Linked DNA regions of Homo sapiens: regions 1 and 3 are each linked to region 2. Evidence: chromatin contacts called from ENCODE Hi-C or POLR2A ChIA-PET data. All regions are on one chromosome and are shown on one strand. Each heading gives the region's core, a stretch centred on a gene start or an enhancer-like site at or near the end of the contact. The rest is flanking DNA. Distances are from core to core; before and after follow the strand shown. Region 1 holds the start of NAE1 (NEDD8 activating enzyme E1 subunit 1). Region 2 overlaps LOC107984881 (a long non-coding RNA gene). Region 3 overlaps CBFB (core-binding factor subunit beta).

Region 1 (4,653 bases), core at 1,941-4,440, 120 kb after region 2:
CTCCCAAAGTGCTGGGATTACAGGCGTAAGCCACCGCGCCTGGCCGAATTTGCCTTTCTAACAAGTTTCCAAAGTGATGTTGATGCCGCTGGTCCAGGACCACACTTTGAAAACCAATAGCTTAAATGAATTACACCATGGCTTCCTGGTCTGATATATCTGGTTTCCACCCTCCACAACAGGGAGAACTCACCAGTGGGCCCTGAATTCTTTCATGTCAGGGCCGTCAAAAGAACTGTGTCTGATCAGCCTCCTCTGCTCCAGCATAGGCACCTTTACATGGTTTTACGGGTTGAATTATTATTATTATTTTCACTTTCATCTCTACAGAAAATAATCTAAAAATTAGCCAGGTGTGGTGGTGGGTGCCTGTAGTCTCAGCTGCTCAGGAGGCTGAAGTGGGAGGATTGCTTGAACCTAGGAGGTTGTGGCTACAGTGAGCCATGATTATACCACTGCACTCCAGCTCAGGTGAAAGAATGAGATCCTGTCCCCCACTGCTGCCAAAAAATAGTAACCAGACTCCAAAAGCATAGGCAACAAAAGCAAAAATAGACAAATGGGTTTATACCAAATTAAAAAGCTTCTGCACAGCAAAGGAAATGACAGAATAAAGAGACAACCCACAGATTGAGAAAAAAATATTTACAAAATATACATTAGATCAGGGACTAATATCCAAAATGTACAAACTCAGACCGCTCAATAACAATAAAACAAATAACCCTATTAAAAATGGGCAGGGCCAGGTGCAGTGGCTCATGCCTGTAGTCCCAGTACTTTGAGGGGCTGAGGCAGGAGGACTGCTTCAACCCAGGAGTTTGAGACAAGTCTGGGCAATATAGTGTGACCCCACCTCTAAAAAAATAATGATAATATTAATACAAAGCTTCTGGGCTGAATTATGTCCTCCTCAGAAGTTACTGAAGTCCTAACCTGCCAGTACCCGTGAAGGTGATCTTATTTGGAAACAGGGTCTCTGCAAGTGTAAACCAGTTAAGATGAAGTCATCAGTGTGAGCCCTGATCCAATGTGACTTGTGTCCTTAAGAGAGGAAACACAGAGACATGAGGGGAGAATGCCATGTGATGATGGAGGCAGAGACTGAAGTGCTGTGGCTGCTAGCCAAAGATTGCCAGCAAACCCCCAGAAGCCAAGAAGAAGCGGACGGATTCTCCCCTACAGGTTTCAGAAGGAGCATAGTCCCACCCGTGCTTTGATTGTAGACTTCCAGCCTCCAGAACTGTGAGACAATAAATTTCTCTTGTTTTAAGTCACCCAGTTTGTGGTTCTTTGTTACGACATTCCTAGGAAACTGATACCCTGAGGTATCATTTTACAGACAACACCAACACAAACCTTTTCAAAATCATTTACTTCTTCACGGGCAATATGACTAGCCTTCTACCAAATTTGTGGGTGTTTCCTTTCATGAAGTCCATAGGTATGAGAAACTAAGCAGTGAACTCTCATCTGCTGCCTTTTGACCTTCCTACTTTCCCGGAGTGTATTTTATTATCCCTTATATTTTACCTGTCCACTTGGAGAAGGAAATGTGACAGCACAAACACATGATGAGCTGGGAAAGCCTCACACCTCTGTTTCCCATCAGTGTGTTCCATGGGAGCTGGGTAAGGGCAAGGGAAGGTATGGGAAGGTGTACTCTCACCCTAGTCCAGGAGACCATGCCCAGGGCAAAGTGCAATTCATCATCACTGCATCATTACCATCAAACTGTGCCATCTCTCTGGTCCCCATCCTAGGGGATTGGGGGTGGGGATCTGTGTTCATTTTCACCTTATTTCAGGCAGTTATTAACCTGAAGGTGCCTGTAGGGTCTGCGAGATAGCAGGGAAGGAGTCTTCGTCTCCCTCACAGATGGTCACCTTGTCTTCAGCACCACCACCCCCCTCCCAATTGTTCTCATGGGGTAACCTCCTTCCTTGGCCTCCCATCCCCACAGGACAGCCGTTCTCTTCCTGAAAGGAGGGTCTTTTCAGGAAGTGGAGGACTTTAAATTCCTCCTTGGATCTATGTTCACAGTCTTCAGAACCCAGCCTGTCCCAACTGTCTCTCAAACCTTCTCAACCACTCCCTATCCTTCACCTGACCAAACTTACTCTAGCACCTACAGCTTGCTATGCCTTCTTTGCTTCCTAGAGATGGCACCTGCTGTTCCTTATGCTTAAAACACCCTTCCAGCTGGGCACAGTGGATCATGCCTATAATCTCAGCACATTGGGAGGCCAAGGCGGGCAGATCGCTTGAGCCCAGGAGTTTGAGACCAGCCTGGGCCATGACGAAACCCCATCTCTACAAAAAATGTACAAAAATTAGCCAGGTGTGGTGGTGCATGCCTGTAGTCCCAGCTACTTGGGAGGCTGAGGTGAGAGGATTGCTGCCTGGGAGGTTGAAGCTGCAGTGAATTGAGATCACACCACCGAACTCCAGTCTGAGCAATAGAGAGAGACCCTGTCTCAAACAAAACAAAACAAAACAAAACAAAACACTCCTCCATCTCCAAACCACATGAAACATTCTTGGAGAGGGGGACTGGGGAGGTTCTTCTGTGCACCCCTGAGCACCCTGCTTCCCTCTATCTAGAGGAAGGCCACATTGTCTGGTAAGTGCTTGTTTGCTGTCCCTCTTCCTTCATGAGACTAAACTCTCCAAGAACAGAGCCCTGGACTTGTCTGCATCTGCAGCAGGGAGCCCCTAGCTTTGTGATTCAAAATAGGCTTGTGGGCTTTTCATGAGAGGAAGAAATGGGTGAAAAATAATGATCATCAAAATGAAAGTTATTATTCATGCAAGATTTGGGGGGAGTCTGGCCTCCTGTATTCAAAATCTCATTTAAGGTCAAAAGACACTTGGGACCCATTTATCCCCACTGCACAGGTGAGCACACTGAGGATTTGAGAGGTAAAGAGTAGATCTCACAGCCAGTTAAGTGGTCGAAATACAAGTATGCCTGATTCCAATGCCCCAGTCGCCCCCAATTACTGCATGGACAGAGGGCAAATTGGCAGGCTAGCGGGTCTGCCTTTCTGGCCGATGGGGACCAAGAGCCCCAGACCCGCTCGGGTACCAGGGCCGCTTAGGCCCCGGCGTACCGGCGACGCGTGCGCAGTGCAGTGCGGCGCCCCCTGCAGGCAGCGCGCAGGAGACGGTAGCGGCGAAGGGGCGCTCAGTGCGCCTGCGCGCTTGTGGAGCTGGTGGCGGCGCTCCGCAGGGGCTCGGCTGTTTTCCGCGCGGCAGGCGCGGCCATGGCGCAGCTGGGAAAGCTGCTCAAGGAGCAGAAGTACGACCGGCAGCTGAGGTGAGCCGAGGCTCACCGAGCCGAGGGCGGGCCGGCGGGCTTTCCAGCATTCGGGCCGGGCCTAAGGGCGCGGGCGGCGCGGTCGGGCCTTCCTCAGGCCTTCTTCCAGGCTGGGCCGGGCCGTGCGGGGCGCGGGAAGCCGGCGCTCGGAGCTCCCGCCCTGGGCCAAAGGTGCTCCGCGAGGGCTGGGACCCCTTCCCCCGCCACGCGGTGTGCAGTTCGGGGGACGGGGTCCCCAGCGCCAGCCGGGTAGCTAAGGCGGCTGCCGGCCCCGTTGCGCCCAGGCTCCTCGTTTTCCGAATGGGGAGGCCCGGGGCGCACCGCATCCCGGCCGCGAGGGCGGCACAGAGGGTTAGGTTTTGTTCTCAGCCAGCGCTGTCCAATGGAAATAAAATGCTAGTCTCATGTGAGCCGCAAATGTAATTATAAATTTTCTAGTAACCACACTAAAGGTAAAATGAAACAGATGAAATTGATTTTTAAATACAATTTAACCCAATATGTCCAAAACATTACTATTTCAACACAATATAAAAAGTTCTTGAGATATTTTACTTAAATTTTTATTTTTATTTTTATTTTTGTTTTTGTAGAAACGAGGTTTTTGCCACCTTTCCCCAAGCTGGTCATGAGTATTTTCCTTTTTAAAACTGTCTTGGAGGACCGGCACGGTGGCTCACGCCTGTAATCCCAGCACTTTGGGAGGCCGAAGCGGGCGGATCACCTGAGGTCAGGAGTTCGAGACCAGCCTGGGCAACATGGTGAAACCCTGTTTCTATTTAAAAATTCAGAAATTAGCTGGGCGTGGTGGTGCGCGCCTGTAATCCCAGTTACTCTGGAGGCTGAGGCTGGAGAATCGGTTGAATCCAGGAGGTGTAGGTTTCAGGGAGCCGAGATCGTGCCACTGCACTCCAGCCTGGGTGACAGAGCGAGACTCCGTCAAAAAAGCCCCCCCAAAACTATCGTATAAATATTGTATTTTACACTTACCAGCACATCTCAGTTAACACTAGCCTCATTGCTTGTGCTCAGTAGTACATGTGGCTAGCAGCTACCTTAATGGACAGTGCAGGCCTAAGCCATCAGGAGGGTCCTTGGGTACTTCCCCACCCTTGCCTTTTCTCCTTGCACTACCCATTCCTTATTTATTGAGCGTCTTCTGTGTCTTGAGGCTGTGGAGATAACAAAGCTGCTCAGCTTTCCTCCTTCCTGGAGCCTCTGAGACAACAGAAGTTATATGTCCCCAAGGACTGGAGCTTCTGTTTGCGCCACCAGCCTAGTGCTGTAGTAGAGGCTTTAGGCACTTAGTTCTGAGAGTACCCTTGAAAGCAACC
Region 2 (4,369 bases), core at 1,459-3,958:
GCTCCCACCTGCCTGGCACTTTCCCTTTTGGAACCTCAGGTTCTGCTTCTGTAGGATTTGGGAAATCTGAGCCCAGTTTCATAATAAAAAGTCAGAAAACAGGTCAGTCGCAGTGGGTGACTTTGGTAATCCTAGCACTTTGGGAGGCCGAGGTGGGTGGATCACTTGAGGTTAGGAGTTCGAGACCAGCCTAGCCAACATGGTGAAAGCCTGTCTCTACCAAAATATATAATATATTTGTCAGACACACATATGTTTATAATATAATATAATATACATCTAAATATTGGACTCCGTCTGTTGCCCAGGCTGGAGTGCAGTGGTGTGATTGCAGCTCACTGCAGCCCCCACCTCCTGGGCTTGAGATCCCCCCATCTCAACTTCCCAAGTACTTGGGAACACAGTTGTGTGCCACCATGCCTGAGAGTCCTTTTTTTTTTTTTTTTTTTTTTTTTGGTAGAGACAAGTCTTGTTGCCCAAGCTGGTCTCTAACTCCTAGCCTCATGTGATCCTCCCATCTCTGCCTCACACAGTGCTGGGATAACAGGTGTGAGCCACTGTGTCTGGCCCAAAATATTTCAAAAGGTAGCCATCTGTGAGGCCAGGCAGATCTTCCTGCTGGGCTCCTGGTGAATTCTAGAATGTGATCAAGGGCAGGCATGGGAGGAAGCCCTGCAGGAGTGCACCATGGGGCGAATATGGACTCCACCTGGGCAGATTAAATTGGGAAAGGGTCGGGAGAGGCAGTCAGATCATACACTTAGGAGAGTTTCAGGTGAGAGGACCAAAGGCCAAAACACTCCCGGAGCTTCGAAAAGGGCCTGGAGAAGCCTGGCAGGCACACAGAGCCTTCACCTTTGCCCTGGAAGCCAAGTTGTGCCCTTGCCCAGGATGAGGTAAATGGCGTGAGGGACACCACGAGCTCTTTGGCTCTTGTTTCTGGAGACAGATTTTTGTTTTTTCACCCAGGCTGGAGTGCAATAGTGTGATGAAGGCTCACTGCAGCCTCAACCTCCCCTACTAAAGTGATCTCCCACCTCAGCCTCCCAAGAAGCTGGGACTAGAGGTCACAGGCCACCACAGCCCATTAATTTCTTTTAATTATTTTGTACACTCTGAGTCTATGTTGCCCAGGCTGGCCTCCAACTCCTGGGATCAAGCGATTCTCCCCCTTGGCCTTCCAAAATGCTGGGATTAAAGGAGTGAGCCAATCGCACCCAGCCACTGCGGCCTCTTAGATCTGCTTTAGGATTTGGAGCCTGGGGGCTTCTGTTCCCCAAGGACCACTAACCTTGTCTGAGGCCCCTTTGGAGGGCTCAGCGCGCCCCCTTGGCCAAGGACGCCACACATTGAGAGCCAGCTGCTGCCAGAAGCTATTACTGTTATTACCGGCCGGCAGCACAGGCTACAGCCACAATCGTAAGAGGGAAATGGACTGAATCCCCACACCCCAATCCCTCACTCACTCCGACCCGAGGCTGTCTACCCGGCCTGGCATGTCCCGGCGCTCCTGGGGCCCCTGTACTCCGCTGGTTCCTCGCTGTGGTGTCCCGCAGCCCGACCATTTCTGTGCTTCTAGGAGCCCACCCTGGGCGGCAGGGAGGCGTTGCGTGGGGCTCACGAGTTCCACGCTGTCATCTCCACCAGCTCCTACCTCCCAGGCGCCTGCCCTCCCGCACTGTCAGGTTCTGCCTCCGCAGCATTTGGCAGATCTGAGCCCGGTCCCTGTCACCCCTCCGCGGGAGCCTCATAGTGACCCTGGAGGAGAAGCAGCAGGAGCCCACAGGCCACCGCGCTCGGCCGCGCGTGAAGTCTGTGCAGCCGCATGGTCGGCTCGCTGGTCTCGGTTCTCTGCCGACGGACACGCTGCTGTTCACCCAGAGGCTGCCCCGGGTCGGTCCAGCCGTGGATCCAGTGCCTTGCCCAGCCTCGGAGTTTGGACTGGGCAGGGAGTCGGCGGGGTGCGCTGACTTGGGCCGGGAAAGGTGGGTTGGTAGGAGAGCAGGACTGAACAGTCATAGGTGGGTGGGGATCTAGTGGTAGGCAGGCCCGGGCACGGCCACTTCCCTTCTGCCCGGGCCCCTTTGGCATCCTCAGAAGGGGCTGCGCGGCTTCTGTAGTCCTCCGCGATCCAGAGAATCCTCTCCTCAAACCTGTCGTTGTCCACAGGCCCGATGAGCGCGCTGGGGGATCGATAGGAGGGGGCAATAAACTAGAATTGGAGATCCCAAGAGGGCTTCTCTGAGGAGGTGCACGTTCAGGATCCCCACAGTTGGAGAAATGGGAAGGAACTTGATCGGGGTGAAGGAACCGCTTGAGCAAAGGCAGGGAGGCGTGACGGCGCCCTTCATTCTGGAAGCTCCTCCTTGCTTTCAGGACTCAGTTTCCTGGGTTCCCCTTCACGGCCCCTCATCTCCTTACAGTCCAGGGTCTGAGGGTCTCCGCGGTCCCCTCCCTACTCAGTCACGCCATTCTTTTGAAACGTACACGTGACCGCGGCACTTCTTAAGGAGCGCCCCCCTTTTCCTCGGTGGCTTTCAGTTTCCTCACCTCCCGCGGAGACCAGGGCCATGGTCATTTATCCTCTTGACGAACATTTCACGAGCGCCTGCCGCTCCGAGCGATGGGGACCCGGCACTCCCAGGCCTCTGTTGCAGCAGGGGAGGCAGGCGCGTCACCTGGAGGTCCCGAGACACTGGGAGCCCTGCCAGGCCAGAGGCGACCAACTGGTCTGGGAACGGGAGTGTACTATGGTCCTGTAACTATGGGCCTTACAGTGTCTGAAGCCCGGAGGTGGAGGCTGCAGTGATCTGTGATTGCACTACTGCATTCTAGCCTGGGTGACAGGACTAGACCTTGTCTCAAAAAAAAAAGGGGGAGCAGGGGGTAAATTGTAAGTTATTTCACAATAAAGCTGTTAAAAAAAGAACTATTAAGTCTAAACAGTAATCCTGGGAACTGACTTTGGGAAGGTATATTGTACATCTGCAGAACTGAAAAACATACAGAGGCATGCATGCAGCTGGTGCACAATAAACGCTTTCAGAATGTAGTGGGAACATTATGCACCAATCAGTGTTCATTGAAAGGAAAGTCTCCTCCCTCTCTCAAGTTCAAGTCATTCCAGGCTTAATATTATCCTTGTCTGCCACCTGGTGGCCAAAATGGGCAATGTGGGTGTCCTGGTCTTTCACCCCAAACTTCAAAAGGCTCTGTAATTGGACTTACGGGCCCTGGCTGGAAAGAAGGGAGACTTTCCCCATGGAAAACGGGTGCCCTGAGAGGCAAGTTGATCAGCAGTAGGGGCATAAGGGGATTATTAGGGTTTATGGGACAGAAATATAGCCTCTTAATGACAGAGAGAATATACTTTGGTGAAACCAAGAGGCCGATTGAACACAATTGGCCACCTTTGCACACTGAGATAAAATATGAGGTTTTTTGCAGAGCGGGGAAGGAGAAAAGTCTAGGGACAACAATGAGGTAAGTAGGAAAAGTAATCGTGTGGACACACATGGTGAATTTGGGGATGCTCAGGGGGTTGAAAGGTTGGCAGGGAAATTCTGAAACGTGAGAGGACATTTCCCTGGATGGAGAGGCCCCTGGTAGCCAGCGGACAGGAATCTCTTAGCAGGTGTGCTAATATCCTGTGAGTATGGGCCTTACAGTGTCTGTAGAACCACTGAGAAGAAGAGCAACCTTCAGGAGACGGGCGACTGAGGAAGCAGCTTGGCTTTCCTGGCCACTGTGCAGGAGGCCCAGGCTCAGGGGCCTATGGACAAGCCCGGTCTGGCTTCTGACAAAAGTGGGGTTAGGCACCTCTGCAGGACATCGATAGTTGGGTGGGTGGCTTGTTTTATTTTTTATTTTTGAGATAATGTCTCGTGCTGTCGCCCAGGCTGGAGTATAGTGCTGTGATCTCAGCTCACTGCAACCTCTGCCTCCCAGGTTCAAGTGATTCTCTTACCTTAGCCTCCTGAGTAGCTGGGATTACAGACACCTGCCACCACACCCGTCTAATTTTTGTATTTTAGTAGAGATGGGGTTTCACTATGTTGGCCAGGCTGGTCTTGAACTCCTGACCTCAGGTCATACCCCACCTTGGCCTCCCAAAGTGCTGGGATTACAGGTGTGAGCCACCGCACCTGGCCTGAGGTTGCCATCTATTAACCAGAGAACAAGTCCTTGCCAGACACCAAATCTGCTGGCACCTTGATCCTCGATGTCCAAGCCTCGAGAACTGTAAGCAATACATTTCTGTCATTATAAGGCACCCAGTTTATAATATTAACCTGTAGTATTTTAAGTTTTATATCAGTATTGGAAGCCCTATTTTTTTGAGGCAGGGTCTTGCTGTGTTGCCCAGGCT
Region 3 (4,234 bases), core at 1,237-3,736, 110 kb before region 2:
ACACACACACGACTTGCCATTGTTATACTCTATCAAATCTACATGAACACTGTATCAGTGAACACTAAACCACTGTTCCTAGGGGAAATGCAGACGTAGGTTCCTTCTAGCCTAACATCTTCCTCAACTGATCAATACATAATTTTGTTTTATGTATGCTTCTGTTCAGACATCATCTTCAATATATATTGCTGATTCACTAACACTGAACTCACAGCTGACAGCACTGTAACTCATGACTGAAGGGAACTTATCTAACATGTACATTTTCTCCATAAGGCACATTACGGCCTTCTTGCATTTAAGGAATACTAGACTGCACTTTAACATTATGCTTGTGGGCCATTTTAAACAGTGAAATCACCAACAAAAAGCACAAAATGAAAACTTATAAAACATAGAGAACATCACAGCAACACTGACAGTAATTTCTTTCCAAAGGAGACATGCTGTTTTTTCCCTGACAATGAAGAGTTGTTCCTACCCACAGACCAATGAATCATCCAACAGTAATACTGGGATGGCCATAGGCACCCAAGAAAACAAGATATTCCACTGAAGAAGTATGTACCCTGTCGCTTGCTGTAATCATTTCTGTAGTCTATTCAACAGATTCCTTTAGAAGATACTTGGTTCTGACTCATCCTCCTTTAGCCACATGCACCTCCCTGTTCATAAATGGACAGTCAGCTGCTCAACTGTCAGATAATCTCTACAGTCATTCAATCTTGTTTGCCTCTGAATCATAACTGGGTTGCATGTATGTGTAAAAATAGCTTCTTCTATAGTGATTTAATGTAATTTACCGATCATCTTACAGTCCAAAAGAGAAATCATAAAATGAAAAACTAAAGAAAGTGTCTGGAGGCCGGGTGTGGTGGCTCACACCTGTAATCCCAGCACTTTGGGAGGCCGAGGCAGATGGATCACGAGGTCAGGAGATCGAGACCATCATGGCTAACACAGTGAAACCCCATCTCTACTAAAAAAATACAAAAAAATCAGCTGGGCGTGGTGGCGGGCACCTACTCAGTAGGCTGAGGCAGGAGAATGGCGTGAACCCGGGAGGCGGAGCTTGCAGTGAGCCGAGATGCGCCACTGCACTCCAGCCTGGGCGACAGAGCGAGACTCCGTCTCAAAAAAAAAAAAAAAAAAAAAAAAAAAGAAAGTGTCTGGAATTCAATAGATTTAATACACTGTGTGTGTGTGCGTATACACATATAAATACATATTCAATAAATGGATACTAAACTCAGACTTCTGTTAAGAATAAATTAGACCCTCCAAAAAGTCATAAAAATGTATTAACTTGCCACCAATATGCTCTCCACATAATTATTTTAATTTGGTTTCACTGTATTTTTCTTTTCTTACATGAAAAGCTGAGCCAAGATAAATTCTGACTTTCACCCTTCAGTTGCAGCCATTTCCTCTGAAGTGATGTAAAGCAGTAAAAATCTACCAGCTAGATTCTCAGATAAAATGTACCCGATAAACAAGAAGAGGATACTAACAAAAAAGGAACATTTGTAGCACACACAAAAAAGAGCTCTTGGTGAAACCCTGTCTCTACTAAAAAAAAAAAAAAAAATACAAAAAATTAGCCAGGCGTGGTGGTGGGCACCTCTAGTCCCAGCTACGCGTGGGAGGCTGAGGCAGGAGAATGGCGTGAACCCGGGAGGCGGAGCTTGCAGTGAGGCGAGATCGCACCACTGCACTCCAGCCTGGGCGACAGAGCGAGACTCCGTCTCAAAACAAACAAACAAACAAAAAGCTCTGTTGAAATATAGTAGAAATTAAGACCCAATATAAGACTCTGAAGATAAAGTAGAGGAAATCTTCTGGAAGGTAGACCAAAAAGACAAAAGAGACAGTAAGAAAATAAGGTAACAGGATCATTCCTGTGGGTCTAACATCCAAATAGTAGATGTTCCAGAAAAGAATAGAAAAAATATAAGAAAGGAAGTCATCAATTAATATAAGAAAATTTCCTTACGAAGGACACAGCTGCCATACTGTAAAGGGCTGGCAAGTACCCTGCACAAGGAATGACTGTGGACCGACACTAGGTTACATCATAGATAAATACCAAAACATGGAGACAAAGATTTTACAAACTTCCAAAGACGGGGAAATTGGTCACAAACAGATCAGGAAACACAATGACTTCAGAGATTTTCAACTGCAACATTTAAACCAAGACAATGAAACAAGGCCTTCTTAACGAAAATAATCTCTAACCTCAAACTCTAGAACAAGACAAACTTACAATAAAGTATCGTAGAATAAAGACACTTCAAATATGCAACAACTCTGTTATCCACAAAGAGACCGTAAACCAAGAAACAGGAAGACAGAAAAACTGAAAAAGAAACAAAAAGAAAAAAACAAAAAAGCCCCTCACAGCAGAGGATGAACACAGAAATCAGTATGAAAGCAGTGCGCTGGATATAGAGGACAATCAGTCTAGATTGAAGAGATGGACATTCTGAGGATGGTCATCACCAAGATCCTGAGGGCAAAATGCTCATATATAAGCCTTCCCCACTGCTGGGACCAGCTAAGGACACTCATTTGAGCTGACAAAGGTGATGTGCTTTGACTCACTCCTGTGAAAAGAAGGTAGCTCTGGAATGAGACATCAATTTTGACAAAAGAAATTAAAAAAAAAAAAAAAGGATAAAAGAAGGTAGGTCATGGTGAGCCTAGAAGCAGAAAATACCAGAGCAGCTAACTCCCTCTGACCATATTCCTCCACATCTCCGGCACACGGTGAGCAATGGTTTCAGTGTGCCAGATGCCCTAACTCCAGTGTGAGCCCTAGGTTTCCCATAATCCACTCATGACTGTGCTCACAAGCTTCCCCAGGGAGGCTCTAAAAATTCACAGGGAAGCTGAATCCGGACTTGACCCTAAGATTCTGTTCAGCTCATCTTCTAGGAGCTGCATCTGAAAGTGACATTAGAAGGCTGGGTGCGGTGGCTCACGCTTGTAATCCCAGCACTTTGGGAGGCCGAAGAGTGTGGATCACAAGGTCAGGAGATCGAGACCAGCCTGGCTAACACAGTGACACCCCATCTCTACTAAAAATACAAAAAATTAGCCAGGTGTGGTGGTGAGGGGGCCCGTAGTCCCAGCTACTCGGGAGGCTGAGGCAGGAGAATGGCGTGAACCCAGGAGGCGGAGCTTGCAGTGAGCCGAGATCGCACCACTGCACTCCAACCTGGGTGACAGAGCAAGACTCCTCTCACCAAAAAAAAAAAAAAAAAAAAAGAGAGAAAGTGACATTAGAGTCCGTTGTTTACACTGCCCTGAAGTGTGTGCTTCCTAGTTTCATTTTTTTTAAAAACTAAACAATGCGTTATTTAGAGATATATGCACAGGAAATAAAATGACAAAGAAAAGTAAGGGAACAAATACATCAATCAGGATAGTGATTATTTTGTGGGGGGAGACGGGTTGAGGAAAAGAACTGTAAAGTTTTCTTTCTCTTTTTTTCTTTTTTTTTTTTTTGAGATAGCATCTTGCTCTGTGGTATGAACACGGCTCACTGCAGCCTTGATTTCCAGGACTCATTTTGAGATAGCATCTTGCTCTGTGGTATGAACACAGCTCACTGCAACCTTGATTTCCAGGACTCAAGGGATCCTCCTGCCTCAGCCTCCCAAGTAGCTGGGACTACAGGCCTGTATCACGACACCTGGCTAATTATTTTATTTTTTTGTAGAGATGGGGTCTCACTTTGTTGCCCGGGCTGGTCTGTAACTCCTGGGCTCAAGTAATCCTCCCTCCTTAACCTCTGAAAGTGCTGCAATTATAGGTGTGAGCCACCATACCTGGCCAACTGTGCAGGCAGTACTGTTCAACAGAAATATATAATGTGAATCACAAATGCAAGCCACATATGTAACTGTAAATTGTCTAGCAGGCATTTTTTTTTTTTTAAGAGACAGGGTCTCCCTCCTTCACCCAGGTTGGATTGCAGTGGCACCATCACAGCTCACTACAGCCTTGAACTCCTGGGCTCAAGCAAACCTCCCACTTCAGCCTCTCCAGGAGCTAGGACTACAGGCACACCCCACTATGCCCAGTCACTTAAAAAATGTTTTTATTTTTTAAGGATGGGGTCTCACTATGTTGACCAGGCTGGTCTCGGACTCCTGGCTTCATGCAATCTTCCCACCTTGGCCTCCCAAAGTGCTAGGATTACAGGCATGAGTAACTGCACTCGGCC

What was found. A loop is a pair of places that touch in the nucleus more often than their neighbours do. ChIA-PET counts read pairs that join two places held with the same protein, here RNA polymerase II (POLR2A). Pooled maps may share reads with other maps.
Region 1: a loop to region 2 is called in a pooled map, with 4 times the contacts of the local background. The contact joins the promoter of NAE1 here to the enhancer-like site in region 2. A Hi-C loop is called at or near these places in 1 of 168 maps with a recorded cell type or tissue (CD8-positive, alpha-beta T cell) and 11 of 50 pooled maps. POLR2A ChIA-PET finds 5 or more read pairs at or near these places in 7 of 52 experiments (CD4-positive, alpha-beta T cell, CD4-positive, alpha-beta memory T cell, CD8-positive, alpha-beta memory T cell and 4 more).
Region 3: a pooled map shows a loop between it and region 2 (2.2-fold over the local background). The contact joins two enhancer-like sites. A Hi-C loop is called at or near these places in 1 of 168 maps with a recorded cell type or tissue (endothelial cell of hepatic sinusoid) and 4 of 50 pooled maps. POLR2A ChIA-PET finds 5 or more read pairs at or near these places in 7 of 52 experiments (A673, MCF 10A, activated B cell and 3 more).

What each region holds. Positions count from the first base shown.
Region 1 is chr16:66,829,513-66,834,165 of GRCh38, reverse strand. NAE1 (NEDD8 activating enzyme E1 subunit 1) reads left to right here and starts at 3,190. Exons shown (of 20, transcript NM_003905.4): 1 at 3,190-3,319. The coding sequence starts at 3,267. RefSeq lists silencers at 3,230-3,454, 3,436-3,495, 3,506-3,715 and an enhancer at 2,966-3,466.
Region 2 is chr16:66,946,142-66,950,510 of GRCh38, reverse strand. It overlaps LOC107984881 (a long non-coding RNA gene), which reads left to right. Exons shown (of 4, transcript XR_007065090.1): 4 at 1,580-1,631. Among named protein-coding and RNA genes, the nearest start is that of CES2, 13 kb to the right of the region's middle. Within about 2 kb of position 2,708, at least 7 of the 41 ENCODE cell types and tissues checked have a DNase peak (open chromatin) inside an H3K27ac peak, as active enhancers do.
Region 3 is chr16:67,052,288-67,056,521 of GRCh38, reverse strand. The region is part of intron 3 of CBFB (core-binding factor subunit beta); the gene reads right to left. Among named protein-coding and RNA genes, the nearest start is that of CBFB, 25 kb to the right of the region's middle. Within about 2 kb of position 2,486, at least 4 of the 41 ENCODE cell types and tissues checked have a DNase peak (open chromatin) inside an H3K27ac peak, as active enhancers do.